Linked DNA regions of Homo sapiens: region 2 is linked to region 1. The links are chromatin loops, found by intact Hi-C in ENCODE. Cell type or tissue: PC-3. All regions are shown on one strand. Links, peaks and the distances in the headings refer to the core of each region. The heading gives the core; the rest is flanking DNA. Region 1 has its middle 110 kb from the start of LINC02621. Region 2 overlaps RTKN2 (rhotekin 2).

Region 1 (8,694 bases), core at 1-8,000:
TTAAGGCTACAATCAATACCGAGCTAATAGCTCATGAACAAGGATAGTTGGGTACTTACTTCATTAACGTTGCAAATCGATGTCAACCATTTGGGAATAAGTGCAGAGAAATGAGCTCATATATTGGAGGTAATCATAGTTGGGGAACTTGCTGGATAAAAGGAGACTAAGGATTCAGAGTCTGCAAATAGATGAATGTCAGGGAGAAGCCCGATCTGGTTAATTAGTGTTCTGGTTAGCAGAAGGCAAAGCTTTTGTTTCAACCCTTGATGTTGAAATCCTTTGGAAGTACCTTAGCTTCTTTTCCTATACTTGGGATACTAGCAATTTGCATTTATTTCCCCTTCCTGTTTGACTTAAGCCATTCATAGTTCTTCCTCTGCCATTAAAAAAAAAAAGACTATTAATATTTCTTCCATAGTCCGTTGTAACATCCGGCAACCCATCCTAAGGTGCATCTTTTCATTCATCAGGTAGGCCTTCGGAAGGCATTTACTTAGAGAATAATCTCTTTAGGATCAGTATTGGTGGGCACTGGGCATCATCCTTCCTCCCCTGCTCCCCCTCCCCCGCACTGAAACAAATATGTACATAATACAAAGTCAGAATGTATTTTGGAAATAATTTTAAAATTCTATGCCTAATGGAAGGAAAATGATCATATGGAGAATACCCCAAGCACTGTATTGTTGTTGACTTTCCAGTCTAAACAGTACAAATCCAGCACTATGTAATCATACTCATAAATTTCACCACCTCCCTATTGTCATCCAAAGAATTTATTTCCCAGACCTTATTGTCTGAGAATTTATGGACTTCTTTCTTGCCTCATCTCCTTCACCAGAATGTACAACCTGTGGTCTGCACGGACACTCCCATCCTCTGTTTCTACTCTTCTTGTGGAAGCTCATAGCTCCATCCTGTTTGATATTTCTCCCTATCCCTCTGTTCAAATGTGAGCACTCCCAAAACGCGTGGTAACCGTAAAGCCATGTGGAAAAGAAAGACATGGGGACAGGTCTGGGGTCACAGACTCAGTGACAAGCCTGAGTTAGAAGGCTAAGAGGGGATTCTTTTGCCGACCTTATGGATCTGAGACTTGACAACCTTCTACATTTTAGTTGGTCTCTGTATTTTATTAAGAACACATGTTTAGAGCATTCCACTTGGGACTCAAAGAAAAGCACGTATCTCCACAAAGTGGGAAAAGCAGGTAGACCGATGGGGGGAGTTACACCTTATCCTTCAATCTATGAGTATCTCTTTAGTAGAAAAGTAGAAAAGAGGAAGTTTGGAAGCAGGGTAAATGAATAATCACTGGGCTTCTGCTGCTAGTGCCAGGCACTGGGCTGGACGCTTCATCAACATCATGTCATGTAAAGAGCTATTGACTAGGAGTTAGGAAACTAGGATTTAGGAATAACTTTTTGTGGCCTTGAAGAGACATCACTTAACCCTCACTGGGCCTCCATTTTCCCATCTATGAGCGATGTCAGGATCCAACAAGACAATGAGCTTGGCAAGAGATAAATCTCTCTTGGCTGGGTGCGATGGCTCATGTCTTTATCCCTGCAGTTTAGGAGGCCAAGGTGGGTGGATCACCTGAGGTCAGGAGTTTGAGACCAGACTGGCCAACGTGGTGGAACCCCGTCTCTACTAAAAATACAGAAAAATTAGCTGGGTGTGGTGGTGGGTGCCTGTAATCCCAGCTACTTGGGAGGCTGAGGCAGGAAGAATTGCTGGAACCCCAGAGGCAGAGGTTGCAGTGAGCCGAGATCACGCTATTGCACTCCAGCCCTTCAGCCTGGGTGACAGCAAGACTCTGTCTAAAAAACAAACAAACAAACAAAAACAAAAGAAAATCCAGTTAATTTAAAGAGTGCTTACATATATTCAATAATAACGACAATGATAAAAAGATGTTACTTTTTTGTATTGAATTCACCATGATTTTCTTTTCAAAACCAAGTGTTCTCCTTTATGAAGAAGCCATTGGAAGTCCATAATTGTTCAATAGCATCTGCCCTTGCTAATTCCAGAGGAGCTGTAAATTAGGATACACACATGTGGCCAAAGGAAACCATTTCCTTGCCTGTCACCTCGTATGTCAACGATCAGTCAGGAGCTGGCTTTTATGGCCCCCGTAAGAGCCAGGAAATGGGGCACCCTGATGGAGCCGCAGACAGGCCCTGGACGACCCCGCCACTAACTGCACACATTTTGTAAGCTTGCCTGCCAGGAGATGCTTTCTTCACAGAGTTAATATATGAAGTGTTTACTATAGCACTTCATGAAGATTCCCTTCTCCACAAATCCCTCCTCTATGGAGGCCCCTCCCCCTAATTTTAGGAAGAGGGCCTAAGAATGCTCCATACAGGTTGTAAGAAGAAGGTACTTCCCGCATTACAAGTTGCTCCCTGCCATAAGTGTGTAAGAGGCACACATGCACCTGCCTCCAGCAAGTGCAGTAACCACTGGGTCAGTCAGCTTAATCCTCCACTCTCTCCAGCACCCATCAAGGTTTCTCTACCATTCTACATTACAGTCACCAGCAAGCTGTTGATCAGAATTGTGTGCTCTACCCTCTCCTCCCTGGCCAAGTCTCCTTGATGGAGTTATGCTCAGATGTGCCTGGGTAATGCTCCCAGGGGGTCTTTCAAGAAATGTCCATTTGAAACCCACAACTGTATTTGTTCTAAGGATGTTGTTATTTACTGTCTCACAGAAAATCCCTTCATGAAGACCATAAAAAAAGTCTTTGATTCAACATTAGAAAGAGCTAGGCTCTTCCTGAGGCGCTGGCTTCTTGTTATTGCTCCTAATTTTGTTTCTGTGAATACAGCAACTGGCCTTTGCTCTCTTTTCACTGGCTGCTAGAAGACTTTGTAGTTCACCTCTACTCAAAACTGCTCATTAAGGATTTTTAACCACTGACTTTATCCCTGGTTTTATCTTATTTCCCTAACTTCCCATTCCCTTGATCCATTTCATCATTTATTTTTGTTATTTAATAATGTATGGAGCTCTGTACACAACTTTAAAACTTTCTGGAACTGGGTATAGCATAAATACCTAAAAAGCAGAATATCCATTCCAACATGTATTGAGCACCTACTCTATGCCATGCCCTGTGCTTGGTCCTGAGGCCCTTAGATAAAAATAATACAGATCGCTGCTCCTGGGGAGTTTACAACCTGGGTGTGCTGTAGTGCCCTATGGACCTCAGCGACTGGGAACCACTACCAGGCACACTTTGCTCACATTGAACCCTGGATATGCAGGAGCTGAACCATGACAAGGAAGGGCCAGTTCTGACTATGTAGCTTAGTGGTCATTCTTTCTTCCCACACTTCCTGCAATGTACTGGGATTGGTCTTCTGCATGGGGCTATTTGTGTCTATATTTCCTCCAGAATGCTAAATCTGCAGTGCAGTTTATACCCATACATTCCAGGCAAGAGAAAGGTCTCAATTAGTATTCATTGACTGGATGGACAGATGAAGGGATGTTACTTTCTTGCTTAAATACTCCAGTGTAAAAAATCATATTTAGCATAAAATTTAAATTCCTTACATTGGCCTGTAATGAACTACACTATCTGCCATGCACCCCTACCTCTCTGACCTCCTTTGCTTTACTATCAATCTTCCTTTTGTTACTTTCACACCTGTAAGTTTTTGTCCTCGGGATATGACCAGACCAGATCCTTTCTTCATTTAGGTCTCAGCTCAAATGTTAACCATTTTTAAGAGGTTTCATCCACATGAAAGTATTGTCACCACCAGCCCCACCTCCATCACTGTGGATTGAATGTTTCTGCATCTTTGACTTTAGACCATTCATGTTGACTGCTGAATCGCACACAGCCTACTGAAATAACCTGCTGATTGCACAAGGTCAAGTTTATTCCCCAGTGCAGTAAGAGATACGGCTCCTTTGATGGAATCTTAGAAGCATCTTAGAAGGGGGTGGTCAAGGATGGAATATTGATAAGATTTTGAGGAACTAGTTTAGGTGGGTCTTTTAATGTAGAGACTAATTAGAATTGTTCAAAGTTGTGATATAATAGTTTGGGACTGATGAATATAGTGAAGTGAGGTTTTCACACAGCACCTCGACAGGTATGCAAACCCCTTGGGTTGTTCTGAGAAGGGGCCAGCTACTCTGATGAGGACTAGTGAAGAGTCTATTGGTCAGACAAATGCATTTCCAGGAACTTCCTGAAACAAACAATAACATTATTTGCAGCTTCATCATTTTAGGGCTAGCATTTTGTGGAGTTGTGCAATCATGTTAATGCTGAGTCAAATAGTTGGATCATGTTAGGATGTACAGTAAGCTGTGTGCTTATAATGGTTTCAGTTCTCATTCATCACTATAAAATTATTATGTTTATTTAATTACTCTTTTATTATCTGTTTCTTCATTATCACCACATACAAATATAATTTCATGTGTATGTCATTCCTCCTGTTCATTTCTGTGTTGAGTACTTACAATAGGGCCTGACACCAAATGGATGCTGAGTATTTATGAAATTTAAAGTAAAATCACAACTTTGCCTGTATTCAACATCAAAGGTCAGAATGCTACATTATCAACTTCTTGCTGAAGTCCAAACAGCACCTGTTTCTTTCATCGGGAACCTGTACAATGGAAATGTGGATATTGTGTTTGGATTAGAGTGCTCCCAGAGTCTAAAGGAATTTATTCTCTCATTTATAATGAATACTTATTCTCTCATTATAATGAGAGAATATTTTATTCACTTAATCCACAAGCGTTTTATGAACCCCTCCTATGGGTCTAGCATGGTGCTGGATGTTTGCTATATCAAGCATCTGATTGCTAATTGCCATCTGCAAAAATTGAGGGGTCTGAACAAATCTGTTCTTCTCATTCCCCTACATGTCTGAGTTGAAATAACATTGAGCATTTTTAGGCATTAAAAAGACCTGCTCATAAAGAGATGACACATCTCTTTAAGGAAAATGGAAAAACATTCCTTGCTTATGAATAGGAAGAATCAATATCGTTAAAATGGCCATACTGCCGAGAGAAATTTACAGATTCAATGCTATTCCTATCAAACTACCAATGACATTCTTCAAAGAACTAGAAAAAAACTATTTTGAAATTGATATGAAACTAAAAAAGAGCCCAAATAGGCAAGGCAATCCTAAGCAAAAAGAACAAAGCTGGAGGCATCATGTTACCCGACCTCAAACTGTAGTGCAGGGCTACAGTAACCAAAACAGCATGGTACTGGTACGGAAACTGACACACAGACCAATGCAACAGAATAGAGAGCCCAGAAATAAAGCCATACACCTGCAACCATCTGATCTTTGACAAAGCTGACAAAAACAAGCAATGGGGAAAGGACTCCCTATTTAATAAATGATGCTGGGATAACTGGCCAGCCATATGCAGAAGATTGAAACCGGACTCCTTCCTTACACCATATACAAAAATCAACTCAAGGTGGATTAAAGACTTAAATATAAACCCAAAACTATAAAAACTCTGGAATATGGCCTAGGAAATACCATGGTAGACATAGGAACTGGCAAAGATTTCATGATGAAGATGCCAAAAGCAATGGCAACAAAAGCAAAAATTGACAAATGAGATCTAATTAAACAGAAGGCCTGCATAGCAAAAGAAACTATCAACAGATCTGGCAAAATAAACAGACAGTCTACAGAATGAAAGAAAATATTTGTAAATTATGCATTTGACAAAGGTCTAACATCTAGCATCTATAAGGAACTTAAACAAATCTACAAGAAAAAAACAACCCCATTGAAAAGTGGGCAAAGGACATGAACAGACACTTTTCAAAAGAAAACATACATGTAGACAACAAGCATATGGAAAAAAAGCTCCATATCACTGATCATTAGAGAAATGCAATACAAAACCAAAATGAGATACCATCTCACACCAGTCAGAATGGCTATTATTAAAAAGTCAAAAAAAAAAAAAAACCAGATGCTGACAAGGTTGCAGAAAACAGGGAATGCTTACACAATTCTGGTGGGAATGTAAATTAGTTCAGCCATTGTGGAAGGCAGTTTGGTGATTTCTCAGAGAACCCAAAGCAGAGTTACCATTCGACCCAGTGATCTCATTAATTGTGTGTATTAGTCAATTCTTGCCCTGCTACAAAGAGATACCAGAGAGTGGATAATTTATAAAGAAAAGGGGTTTGATTAGTTCATGGTTTCATAGGCTGTACAGGAAGCATGATGCTGGGATCTGCTCAGCTTCTGGGGACACCTCAGGAAACTTGTAATCATGGTCAAAGGCAAAGGGGAAAACCAGTACTTCACATGGCCAGAGCAGGAGGAAGGGGATGGGGGAAGGTGCATACACTTTTAAATGACCAGAACTCAGGAGAACTCACTCTCTATCAGGAGAACAGCACCGAGGGGGAAATCCGCCCCCATGATGCAATCACCTCCCACTGGGCCCCATCTCCAACACTGGGGATTACAATTCAACATGAGATTTGTGTGGGGACACAGATCCAAACCATATCATTGGGTATATAACCAAAGGCATATAAATTGTTCTACCCTAAAGACACATGCATGTATATGTTCATTGCAGCACTATTCACAATAGCAAAGACATGGAATCAACCTAAATGTCCGTCAGTGATAGACTGGATAAAGAAAATACCTATACACCATGAAATACTATGCAGCAACCAAAAAACAGAATGATATCATGTCCTTTGCAGGAACATGGATGGAGCTGGAGTCCATTATCCTTCGCAAACTAACTCTGGAACAGAAAACCAAATACCACATGTTTTCACTTGTAAGTGGGAACTAAATGATGAGAACATATGAACACAGAGAGGAGAAGAACACACACTGGGTCCACTTGAAGGGACAGGGTAGGAGGAGGGAGAGGATCAGAAATAGTAACTATCAGGTAGTATGCTTATTATCTATGTGATGAAATAATATGTACACCAAACCCCCATGACATGAGTTTACCTATATGACAAACATGCACATGTGTCCCGGGAACTTAAAGTAAATTTTAAAAAGACATGCTCATAAAGGATATTTAAAGACATAAGAAAATATGTAACATTAAATATATATAATGATATGTGACATAAAGATATATATAACATATATTCTTAGGTTTAATGCTATATATTATATATAAGAAAATTTGTTATACATTATATGTAAGAAAATATGTTATATATTTTCATATGTAATTTTTTTATTATTTTTTTTTTGAGATGGAGTCTCGCTCTGTCGCCCAGGCTGGAGTGCAGTGGCGCAATCTTGGCTCACTGCAAGCTCCACCTCCTGGGTTCATGCCATTCTCCTGCCTCAGCCTCTCGAGTAGCTGGGACTACAGGTGCCTGCCCACCACGCCCAGCTAATTTTTTGTATTTTTAGTAGAGATGGGGTTTCACGGTGTTAGCCAGGATAGTCTCGATCTCCTGACCTCGTGATCCGCCCGCCTCGGCCTCCTAAAGTGCTGGGATTACAGGTGTGAGCCACCGTGACTGGTCTTTATATATATAATTTTATAGAGGAAAAGAATAACATAAAACTATGTTTGGTGTAATCCAAATTTTATAAATAAATACATGGTTGACAATAAACCTCTGACAGACACACACAGACTGACAAGGAATAGACCAAAATGATAGCAGTGCTTAACAACTCTGGATGGTAAAATTATGCCTGGTTTTTATTTTTATTTTTTATACTTCTCTACTTTTTGACAGTTAGTGTATTTTTTTTAGAATGGTATTTTAAAATGTCACTTTCCTGTTTGAGGGTGGGGAAGGTGGGAGAGTTGCCAGATAAAATACAATGATGCCCTGTTAAAACTGAGTTTCAGATAAACAGTTTTTTTTTAGTATAAGTATTCTCCCAATATCACATAGGACACATTTAAATTAAAAACTATTCATTGTTTATCTAAATTCAGATTAACTAGGTGTCCTGTCTTTTGTTTGTTTGTTTTTGTTTTTCTTTGAGACAGAGTCTTGCTCTGTCGGCCAGGCTGGAGTGCAGTGGCACGATCTCTGCTCACTGCAACCTCCGCCTGCTAGGCTCAAGCAATTCTCCTGCCTCAGCCTCCCAAGTAGCTGGGATTACAGGCGTGTGCCACCATGCCTGGCTAATTTTTGTATTTTTAGTAGAGATGGGGTTTCACCATGTTGACCAGGCTGGTCTGGAACTCCTGACCTCAGGTAATCCGCCCGCGTCAGCCTTCCAAAGTGCTGGGATTACAGGTGTGACCCACCGCACCCGGCCAGTGTCCTGTGTTTTTATTTGCTAAGTCTGGCAAACCGAGACAGAGGGAGAATTCGTCAGAATAAGCTGGGGAACTTTTCAAACCTGTCTTGTGTTCCCCACACCCAACCAGATTCTGATGTGTCTATCCACCCACCTGCCATCACTCAGACTTTGATATCTTCTCCCAGGGGTATCCTAGAAGCTGGGGGCTGAGGGTGGCATTGAAGTGGGGGCTGTGCAGTGAAGCACTCTGGGGTTGAGGAGGCGCCAAGAGTATTTCAGTCACATCTCTCCTGTTTTCCCTGGTAGGACTTAATGCATTTGACACTGCGAGAACAACTCTTTGGGAAGCTGCAGGACGCTCCTGACAATGTTCTGGTTGGTCTGTTTTCATAATTTTTGTCCCCAAGAC
Region 2 (9,932 bases), core at 1,067-9,066, 62 kb before region 1:
TTTTGGCTTTTATTATTTTACTATAAATGTTGTAAATCATTTGCCAGTATGTCACCACTATGAGTGTAATCTTTTTATTTATTTTTGCCTTTGGTTTTCTAAAATTTTACCATGGTATAATTAGGTGTAGAGTTTATTTATGCTGCTTGGGGTTTCTTGAGCTTCTTTACATTGTTGATATGTTTCATCAGTTTGGACAAAATCTCTCCTACCTGTTTGAAACTGCCTCTGCTGTTGTGTAGCTTTTGTTCTTTTTGCATGCCTGTTAAACCTATGTTAGTCTTTTTCATTGTATCCTTCGTGTTTCTTACTCTTTATGATGTACTTTTCAACTAACTTACAGATTTTTAGAACATAAGCTATTCATAAATCTGAGATTGCCTATATAAAGAAATTTGCTTTCAAACTTCTAAATTTACAAATCACAAAGTTGATTTCAGATGTATTACTGAAATACATGCTTTTACAGAATTTTCATTTCATTTGCTGCCTGTTTTAGGAAAGATAACTTTTGTTTATTTGTGTTTGCATTTTGGAATTGTATGTATTATGCTCGTGCATTTATTTTTCCCAGATTAAGCCCCTTATTTCTAAAATATAGCAGCTTTAAAATGTATTAATGAAAAAGATTTGAATAGTCTCAGAACATTGTTGTGTACTATTCTATAGTAGAATCTTGGGTAGGTAAATTTAAAACTTTTTGGTTTTACTACAAACCTTTGCTGCCTTGCATGTATATATTAACTATTTTTACAAAAAAAATTCTGGGGTAATTAAAACTTTTTGGTGAATAATAGTTACGGCCAGTAGCTAGCGATTTTGTAGGCACTACCAACAGGGCACAGCCAAAACTTTAAAAATCATTTTTATGTGATCCAGTGTGAACTAAGGGCCATATGTTTGGTTTTTATTTATACTCTGATGTCTAGAATAAATTATTTAATGCTTTCCTCCATATAGATAGGTAGTACACAGGTAGGTATCTTCATTAAAGGACTATCTTAATGTTTTTTGAAGTAACTTTTTTAAACAATGTCAAACTTACAGAAAAGTTGCAAGTTGAATGTCAAGATTTTTTTTTTTTAATTAGAGATGGGTATCGGTATATTACCTAGTCTGGCCTCAAACTCCTGGGTGCAAGCACTCCTCCCACCTTGGCCTCTGGAGTAGCTGGGACTACAGGCAGACACCACCACACTCAGCTTAAATGTCAAGATCTTTTTTTTCTCAAAAAAATTATGACAGCAAGTTGCTTACATGATAGTCTGTACCCCAAAATGTATTAATACATATTTCCTACTATCAGGACATTCAGCTACATCATCATCACTCTTGAAGTCAAGAAATGAATACTAATACATTACCACCATATAATCCTCAGAGTCCATTCAAGATGTTGCCCATTGTCACAATAATGTTCTTTATGGCAGAGGGATACAATGCAGAATCATACATTTCATTTAATTATCATGCTTTTTAATTGTCCTTCAATCTGGGCTACTTCTTCATTCATTGGGCTCTAATGTTCGATGTCAGGCTCCTCTTCCCAGGCATATCTCTTTTACCCTGCTTGCTCAAGACAGAGTCCCAAATCTAGGCTGCGCCCCAGTGTCATCACCCTCTCAGGCCCTTCAGGTGCTGATACCTCCTGCAGGCAGCCCCTGCTACTCACCATTCTCATTCTGCCTGTCTCCATCATCCATTTCTAGCACACCACAGCTCCTTCTCCAGTCCTGGCACAGATGTTCATGTTGGGGGCTCTATCTAATGGCTTATGACTGAATTGTTCAGCAAAAGAAGGGGAGGAGGAAGGGCCAAAAATGTTGATGAAGTTATCTTAAGTTCTCTGAAATAATGTTTTTTGTTTTTGTTTTGCTTTGTTTTTGAGATGGAGTCTTGCTTTGTTGCCCAGGCTGAAGTGCAGTGGTGCAGTCTGAGTTCACTGCAACCTCCGCCTCCTGGGCTCAAGCGATTCTTCGGCCTCAGCCTCCCAAGCAGCTGGGACTACAAGCATGCACCACCATGCCCAGCTAATTTTTGTATTTTTAGTAGAGACAGGGTTTCACCATATTGGCCAGGCTGATCTCAAACTCCTGACCTCAAGTGATCCGCCTGCCTCGGCCTCGCAAAGTGAAATAATGTTTTATTCAGAGGATCACTTTTCTAATTATTATAATGAAAATCAGAACAAAAAGTAGAATTTGACAAACATAAATTACTTTATTAGAATGTTTTTATATTAAATGAGATCACTTATATTCTCTGAACAACTTTCATTGAATAATTAAAATCAAACAAGAGACTAAACAGTTCATTTTTATTCAGGTGATAGCATGCTATAAACTGTCAGTTTAATATTATCCTGTCCTTTCTATTCTCATATTTGATTTTCTCACTTAATATGGCACTGGTATTTGGGTAGGATGAATCTTTACATGAAACTAATTCTAAAATATGTTCTGTACAAAGCAAAACAAAATTGTAAAAAGAGAAAAATCAAAATGTATGATGACCTTAAATAAACTTATATTTATAACTTGATTTTTTTTTTTCTTTCTCCTTTAAATAGAGGAGTCTTCATTTTGGCTTCCCCTGTATGGCAACATGTGCTGCCGACTAGTTGCCCAGCCAGCTTGTATGGCTGAGGATGCATTTGCAGGATTTCTTAATCAGCAGGTTAGAGGACTTTAAATATCCTACAACAATTGTAGCTCTACTTTAAATCTTAATATACAGGCAGTTGTTTCACCTTCTGATATTGAGAAGTATTTTTTAAGTCTTTTTTTAAATGTCAGTTTTCTAAATGTTATCAGATATAAACTGTAGGGGGTGCGGGGTGAAAAGAATGACAAGGTAGGGAGGGATCTACTGCGATGTTGATGGCTAAGGCGCTACCTCTCCATGCTCCTCTGCTTCATTAATAGCAGCAACAGGATAATCAGCAACAGAGGGCTCCGTGTGGAAACTGATGAGGGCTGCTCAACACCTTTCACATAAAGGTCTTTCTGGCAGACAGCGTTTGGCACGGTTTAGGACTCTGAGCTTCCAAAGCTGCCTGCCTCTGTGCCACCTACTGCTGATTTATTTATAACCATAGTTATTTATATTCAGTAAATAATTAATTGTGAACTTCAATGAATCAATAGCTTTTTCTAAAAGATTCCATTAGGAGGAAAGAAAATTTGCATTCTTAAAGGGTAGTTGACATTTTCCGATGCTCTGAGAACAGTAAGGGAAAATAATATTTTGAACATACAGAATTGTTTTTATAATTTTCCTGAGTCATTTGATGAATTGCTATAGAATTCTAAGCACTAATTTTTAATCGACTAGCTTTTCTAAAACACCATTGATCTATGGTTTTATGTGTGTAAAAGTTAGGTGGTAATCGTTGCCTCCATTTCACTTAATGCCTTTAAGAATTCCAAACTTTTCTTCTCTGATATTAACATACTCTTGGATTTGGGGCAATTAACCTTTTGTATATCAAATTAATGGATAATTCCATCACATTTTAAAAATTCTAAATAACTAATTTAACCTTGATAAGTATTTTGATGTATTTAAAGTGATAATAACTTAAAATTGATAGTCTCTTGATTTTTTTTTTTTTTTTTTCAGCAAATGGTAGAAGGTCTGATTAGTTGGAGAAGGTTGTATTGTGTTTTGCGAGGAGGTAAACTCTATTGTTTTTACAGTCCAGAGGAAATTGAAGCTAAAGTGGAACCAGCTTTGGTAGTACCCATTAACAAGGTAAAGGAAATGCTATTTTGAGAAAAAAATATACATCTTAGGAAGTTTGTTTTTGTCTGTGCAGTTTACATTGTTGTTGTCTTATAAATAAAAGAGAAGTACTGGTAAAAACAGGTTACTTCATAAATATGATTTAATCTGTTTCTGTTTTTCTATTAGAGCTTATCTGTTATAAGAAAATGTATATTTCCTAAGAAAACATAGTAATGGACATCTATACCAGTAAATAGGTTTTAAGGCAGAGAATGTAACTCCACATTAGCAGTATATTTAAATTTTTTATGAATTTACTTAAGAGATTAAACATAAATTGTTAGCTCATGTTATTATAGTGATGCTGTTTCTAGTTAGCATTCAAATGAAGCCATAAAAAGACATTCTTGACTATACTTTCTGATTTCTTATGGGATTGATAGGCAATTGTCCAGTCTTCTGACAGAACAGAAAAGCCTGACAGTCCATTTAGAATAGTTGAGTGCTTATACTGCATTTAAAAAGTAGTACCACACTACCTAGAAAATTTGTCAAGTATATATATACTGGTTTGTTACAAAGGAGACTATTGAAATCTAGCTACAATTTTTTCATCTAGAATCCTATAGGAAAACTTCAATATAAGGCAAACTTAGTTTCTTCTACCTCACGGTCTTAAATTTAGCTTTGTCTGTTATTCAAGTCTAGTGTTGATTAGAGGATTTTTCTTTCCTCATTTTTTAGAGCATTCCTACTCTAAAATAATTGCATTTCTAAACCAAAATATCATGGTTTTTGCCTGTGGGCTGCCCCTAATTGTTTCTAGTTGTTCTACTTTGCTTGTCTTTGGTGTAGTTGAAGTGTGTGATAAAACATGAGCCATCACATTTGTTCTCCTTGTCTTTGAAATTATCCTTTAAAGAAGAATGTAAAGTTGTACGTCCTTTTATATAATAGTTGTATTCCTGAAAACGCGTGGGTACCAGTCTACTGATCTATAAAGACTTGAGTTTAGTTTCATGATCTTTTCCAATAATAACATTTTTGTCTGTTTCTATTCCACTTTTAGAAATTACACTGCTTTTTACTTACAGAAAGTCTTTTAGTGAGACCTTTTATTATATAAATTCACCTAATTTAACTGTTTTGTTTAAACTGTTTTGTTTTGACAAATCAAGGACATAATACATCAGTATTATAATGAATCTATTTTGGCTTAGAAAATTAAGTTTTTGAAATATATAATTTTATTAATGAAAAATTGACATGCTTTTTTCATTACTTGCCAACTTTTTATTTTGTTTGGTTTATGCAGTGTTGTATTTCCTGTCGCTTTTTCATACTTTAGTCTTTTGAAAATTTCAGATGGAAAAATTGAAACAGAATAATGAACACCTGTATACCATTCATCTAGACTTTTCAGCTGTTGTTAACATTTTGCCACATTTGCTTTCTTTCTAGTTAAAATTTTTTTCTGAACCATTTTAAAATCAGTTGCAAACAACGTAACATTTCTTCTCTGAATATGTTAGCATATTTCTCCTAAAACCAAGGACACTTTTTCATAACCATAATATTATTGTCATGCTCAAAATGTTTATTGTTGATACAATATTATCTAATATACAGAAGAAATTGCTCTAATTGTCCCCAAAATATCATTTCTAATTTTTATTTAGTGTCTGATCCAGGACCTCATCAAGGATCCTATAGTGCATCTGGTCAGCATTTCCTTTGATTCCTTTCATCTAAATTGTGCCCTTCACCTCCTGCCTTTATTTATTTATGCCTTTCATTACATTGACATTTTTTAAAAGTCCAGGCCAGTTTTCTTCTTAGAATCTCTCCAAATCTATATGTAACTAATTATTTCACTAGATTCAGCTTAAATAATTTTGGTAAAAGTTCTGTGTATATGATTATGTCTACTTTGGCTTTTACTAAATAGCTGAGGAGTAAAAATGAAATCCTACTAATTTTTTTCTTATATTTTATACCATAGAATATTCAGTCATAAAATAAAATGTAATCTAAACAAATGATATTTTTGAAGTCATTAGTTTTATTTGAAGACAGTCTCGAAGGAATTCAACTCGCCATATCTCAGTCCTTTAAGGTAGGCAAAGCAGGGATGACAGCCCTGTTTTACAGGTATATTATTTCTTTTACAAGTGAAGAAATAGTCTCAGAGATCAGATAGAACTTTCCAAACTAGTAAGGAAAATTATATGGCTCACCCTTTTCCTAATGAGTAGGAAAAAATAGATAAAAATTCATGGACTGTTTTTGCTATTTCCTCATAGGCGTACTGCTAGACCAGATTTGGAAGGCAAAATTAGACTTTTTCCTCTCTTCATATCACTGTAAATCAATTTTGAAAGTTAAAAAGTAGCTATAAAATGAGGTTCTGAGCATGAAACCACAGCAGACTTATAGGCGATGGCTTAGGCATGTGTGTGGAAACTTTACGATTTAAATTTAAGAGAACATTTATAATAAAACTGTGTTATTGTAGTCAGTGTGTCTGTATTTTCAGTCTGATGACAAGGATCTAATTCCAGAAAAGTGGTGACAATGTTTATATGGCCTGACTGAATTGACCTATTTTAATTGATTTACTTTTCCTTGTGGTAATAAAGGCTGATGGCCAGGTGACTAATGAGATTTTGTAGTCAATCAGTGGCATTGTAAGATGACTGAAGTCAGCAGACTTGCAAATTCCAGTGTTTCTTCCACAATTGGCCATTACATATCACAGGAAAATTATTAATTTAGTAATTTGTATAGATTTAGCCTTATACTTGAAGACAATGTGAGCTACATTTGACCTTGAGGACTGGTGACTTAATTATCTCTTCCGTTGTACATAACTTCTGTCTAAAGTACAAAAGAGCATTTTAAAATTAGACATAAAATAAGAGTTAAGGTTGGAAAGATATATTTATTATTATTATAGAATATAAATAAATATAATTTAATTGTTAATCTCAAAGATGAAACTGGTGACAAAGTATTCTGTTTTCCTTCTTTGCAATATTGCCATCTTAATTTTCTCCAGTGTTGGTTTCCTGTGTTTTTCTCTTTAGAAGCCTTTTTCTCTTTGTAGTTCTTCTACTTCAGGCTTCCTTTGAATTTTTCCATTCACCTGAAAACTTCCCTCTTAATAGTGAATTCACTGATCTCCTTATTGAAAAAATCAAGCACTATCCCAGTCAAGAAATATATTTGTTACTTCCTAAAACATGACTGTTATATAATTATTTTTCCTTTTAAAGTAATTTTTGTTTTTTCTTAACTTACAAAATGATTCAAATGTACAGAAAAGTTGAAACAAAAAAAACCATACTGATGGCCCATATACATACCACCTAGACTCAGCAGTTAACATTTTGTCATATTTACATTATCTCTTTGATTAAATCTATATTTTTTGATGACCCATTTGAACATAAGACTTTGATATCATGATACTTCATTCCTGAATACTTCAACATGTAACTCCTATTAATAAAAATAGGGACCTTTCATATATATACATAATCATAATACCATTATCACAGCTAAGAAAATTAAAAATAACTCTTATGTCACCTAATATTCAGTCCATATTCAGATTTCCCATTTTCCCAAAATGGCCTTTTAGCTCAGGTCTTCAGTCCAGGATTATTCAGGGATTATGCATCCTCGACAATTCTTCTAATTTGTAAATGAGGTCTAGAGGCTTGATTGTATTTATGTAAAATATTTTTATTAGAATATTTTATGGTCGATCAGACAAGTACGTTATAGAGCCTCCCGTTAGGAGGCTCATGATGTCAGGTTGTCGCCACTACTGGTGATGCCCTCTCTCCAACATAATCTTCCCTCTTTACTATTAGCAAGTAGTCAGTGAGGAGACACTTTGGCACTGTGTGACTGTGTTTGTTTTCTAACAATCTTTCACATAATGGTTTTAGCCACCTGTGATTGTCTTTGCCTAAATCACTTATTACACGGAAGATTCTGGGTGATTTTCTCATACTACTTTCCTTCTACATATGTCCTTCCTTTTGGCATTCTTTTTGTAAAGAAGTTTTTCTTATCAACTAGGGATGAATTACAGTCTCTTGTGAAAAGGCAGGATAAATACTTGGTATCTTAATTGCCAATTTTCAGGGTAAGAAGTTGGTGTCATGTATTGGTATAGCATTGGTATTGGTAATATATATTGGAGTTGATATTACTCCCTCCAGGGGTAGCAGATGAGTGTTATCTTCCTCCCTGCCCTACCTTCACTGTCTCATATAGTGATAAATTAATAGGTTTTTATCTATTCAGTGTTTTAAATTACTTGGTTTTTAAATCTAATGTAGATATTTTGATTGTTTTTCTTACCTTGCAGATTTGTAAGGGAGACATGCTATTAGCGTTTTCTTTTTGGTTTTTTGTTTGTTTGTTTGTTTGAGACAGGGTCTGGCCCTGTCTCTCAGGCTGGAGTGCAATGGTGCCATCACAGCTCACTGCAGCCTCCACCTCCCAGACACAAGGGATCCTCCCACCTTAACCTCCCTAGTAGCTGGGACTACAGGTACGTGCCACCACACCTGGCTAATTTTTGTATTTTTTGTAGAGACAGGGTTTCACCATGTTACCCAGGCTGGTCTCAAACTCCTCGGCTCAAGCAATTCTGCCTGCCTCAGCCTCCCAAAGTGCTGGGATTGCAAGTATGAGCCACCATACCCAGTCTCTTAGTATATTCTTTTTTTTTCCTATTTATTTATTTATTTATTTATTTTTGAGACAGAGTCTTACTCTGTTGCCCAGGCTGGATTGCAGTGGTGCCATCTTGGCTCACTGCAACCTCCACCTCCCAGGTTCCAGCTATTCTCCTGCCTCAGCCTCCTGAGTAGCTGGGATTATAGGCACCTACCACCATGCCCGGCTAATTTTTGAAGTTTTCGCTGTGCCCTGTTGGTAGTGCCTACAAAACAGCTAGCTACTGGCCATAACTATTATTTACCTAAAAGTTTTAATTACCCCATATATATATATTTTTTTTTTAAGTAGAGATGGAGTTTCACCATGTTGCCCAGGGTGGTCTCGAACAATGTATTCTTAAATAAACAAAGGATAAAAACCAGTTTGGTATTTTCTGATACAGCAGGTAAGGATCAAGTAAAACTTTTAAGAATAGTGTTCCTCGGCTGGGTGCGGTAGCTCACGCCTGTAATCCCAGCACTTTGGGAGGTCAGCACGGGCGGATCAGGAGATCAGGAGATCAAGACCATCCTGGATAACAGGGTGAAACCTCATCTCTACTAAAAACACAAAAAATTAGCCAGGCATGGGGGCACACGCCTGTAGTCCCAGTTACTCGGGAGGCTAAGTAAGGCAGGATAATTGCTTGAACTTGGGAGGTGGAGGTTGCAGTGAGCCGAGATTGTGCCACTGCACTCCAGCCTGGGTGACAGAGTGAGACTCCATCTCAAGAAAAAAGAATAGTGTTTCTCTTTTAGTTTTTAGTATATTTCTAATGGTCTCTAAGATCTTTAAGCTTAATAATGTTAAACATTAAATACAAATCAGAGTTTTTTGTCTTTTGATTGTCTTTCTTCTTTTCTCATGAAAATAATTTTCCTTAATGCTACTTAAAAATTATTTGAAAACATAAATTTCACAATTGCTAAGGTATATAAATAATAGTTCTGTTATTTAGATCACAGGATCTGTTCTCAAGCTATAATTCTTGTCCTTCTAAATGGCATTTCTTGTAAGGCTAAGTTAGTTCATTAATTTTCATAGGGAGCCATCTGTGGAAATAGTCACATTAAGGGAAGAAAAGCCTAAGAGCTATTCCCCTCCCATTGTCAATCCAAATTTGAAAGGGTGATTTACTTCAAAGTGATTGCTTCAAATTCAGAAAACTTCACAAGAATGTTCTTGAGCAAGACATTCTCAATAACAGGTACTTAACTGAATTTCCTACACATTATAGAAAGCATTTTGTTAACTAAAGCTTTATCCATTGTCAATATGGTGAGGGGTGTGACGGTTAAAAAAAAGTGTGAGTCTTTGAGATCAAGCCTTTTCTTGTTTTAAATATTATATACATCATTCATTTTAATAAAATCTGTACTAAACAAGTCAATAACACTATTTAGTGTAGTAGACTTTGGATAAATTGTTTTGAAAATACTTTTAACTATTATATTTATCATAGAACCTAG

What was found. A loop is a pair of places that touch in the nucleus more often than their neighbours do. Peaks named below come from ENCODE experiments on the same cell type or tissue, not always from the same donor. Only the 100,000 strongest peaks of a DNase experiment are listed, where the experiment ranks them.
Region 2: a loop joins it to region 1, with 2.3 times the contacts of the local background. A loop is called at or near these places in 2 of 110 quality-filtered maps.

What each region holds. Positions count from the first base shown.
Region 1 is chr10:62,148,964-62,157,657 of GRCh38, reverse strand. No RefSeq gene overlaps it. Among named protein-coding and RNA genes, the nearest start is that of LINC02621, 110 kb to the left of the region's middle. RefSeq lists an enhancer at 2,443-2,612. In PC-3, for the core only: no CTCF peak of the experiment used is centred there; DNase peaks (open chromatin) are centred at 4,277 and 5,007; H3K4me3 peaks cover 429 bases; H3K27ac peaks cover 1,509 bases.
Region 2 is chr10:62,210,939-62,220,870 of GRCh38, reverse strand. RTKN2 (rhotekin 2) reads left to right here. Exons shown (of 12, transcript NM_145307.4): 8 at 2,570-2,676; 9 at 3,622-3,753. Among named protein-coding and RNA genes, the nearest start is that of LINC02621, 43 kb to the left of the region's middle. In PC-3, for the core only: no CTCF peak of the experiment used is centred there; no DNase peak of the experiment used is centred there.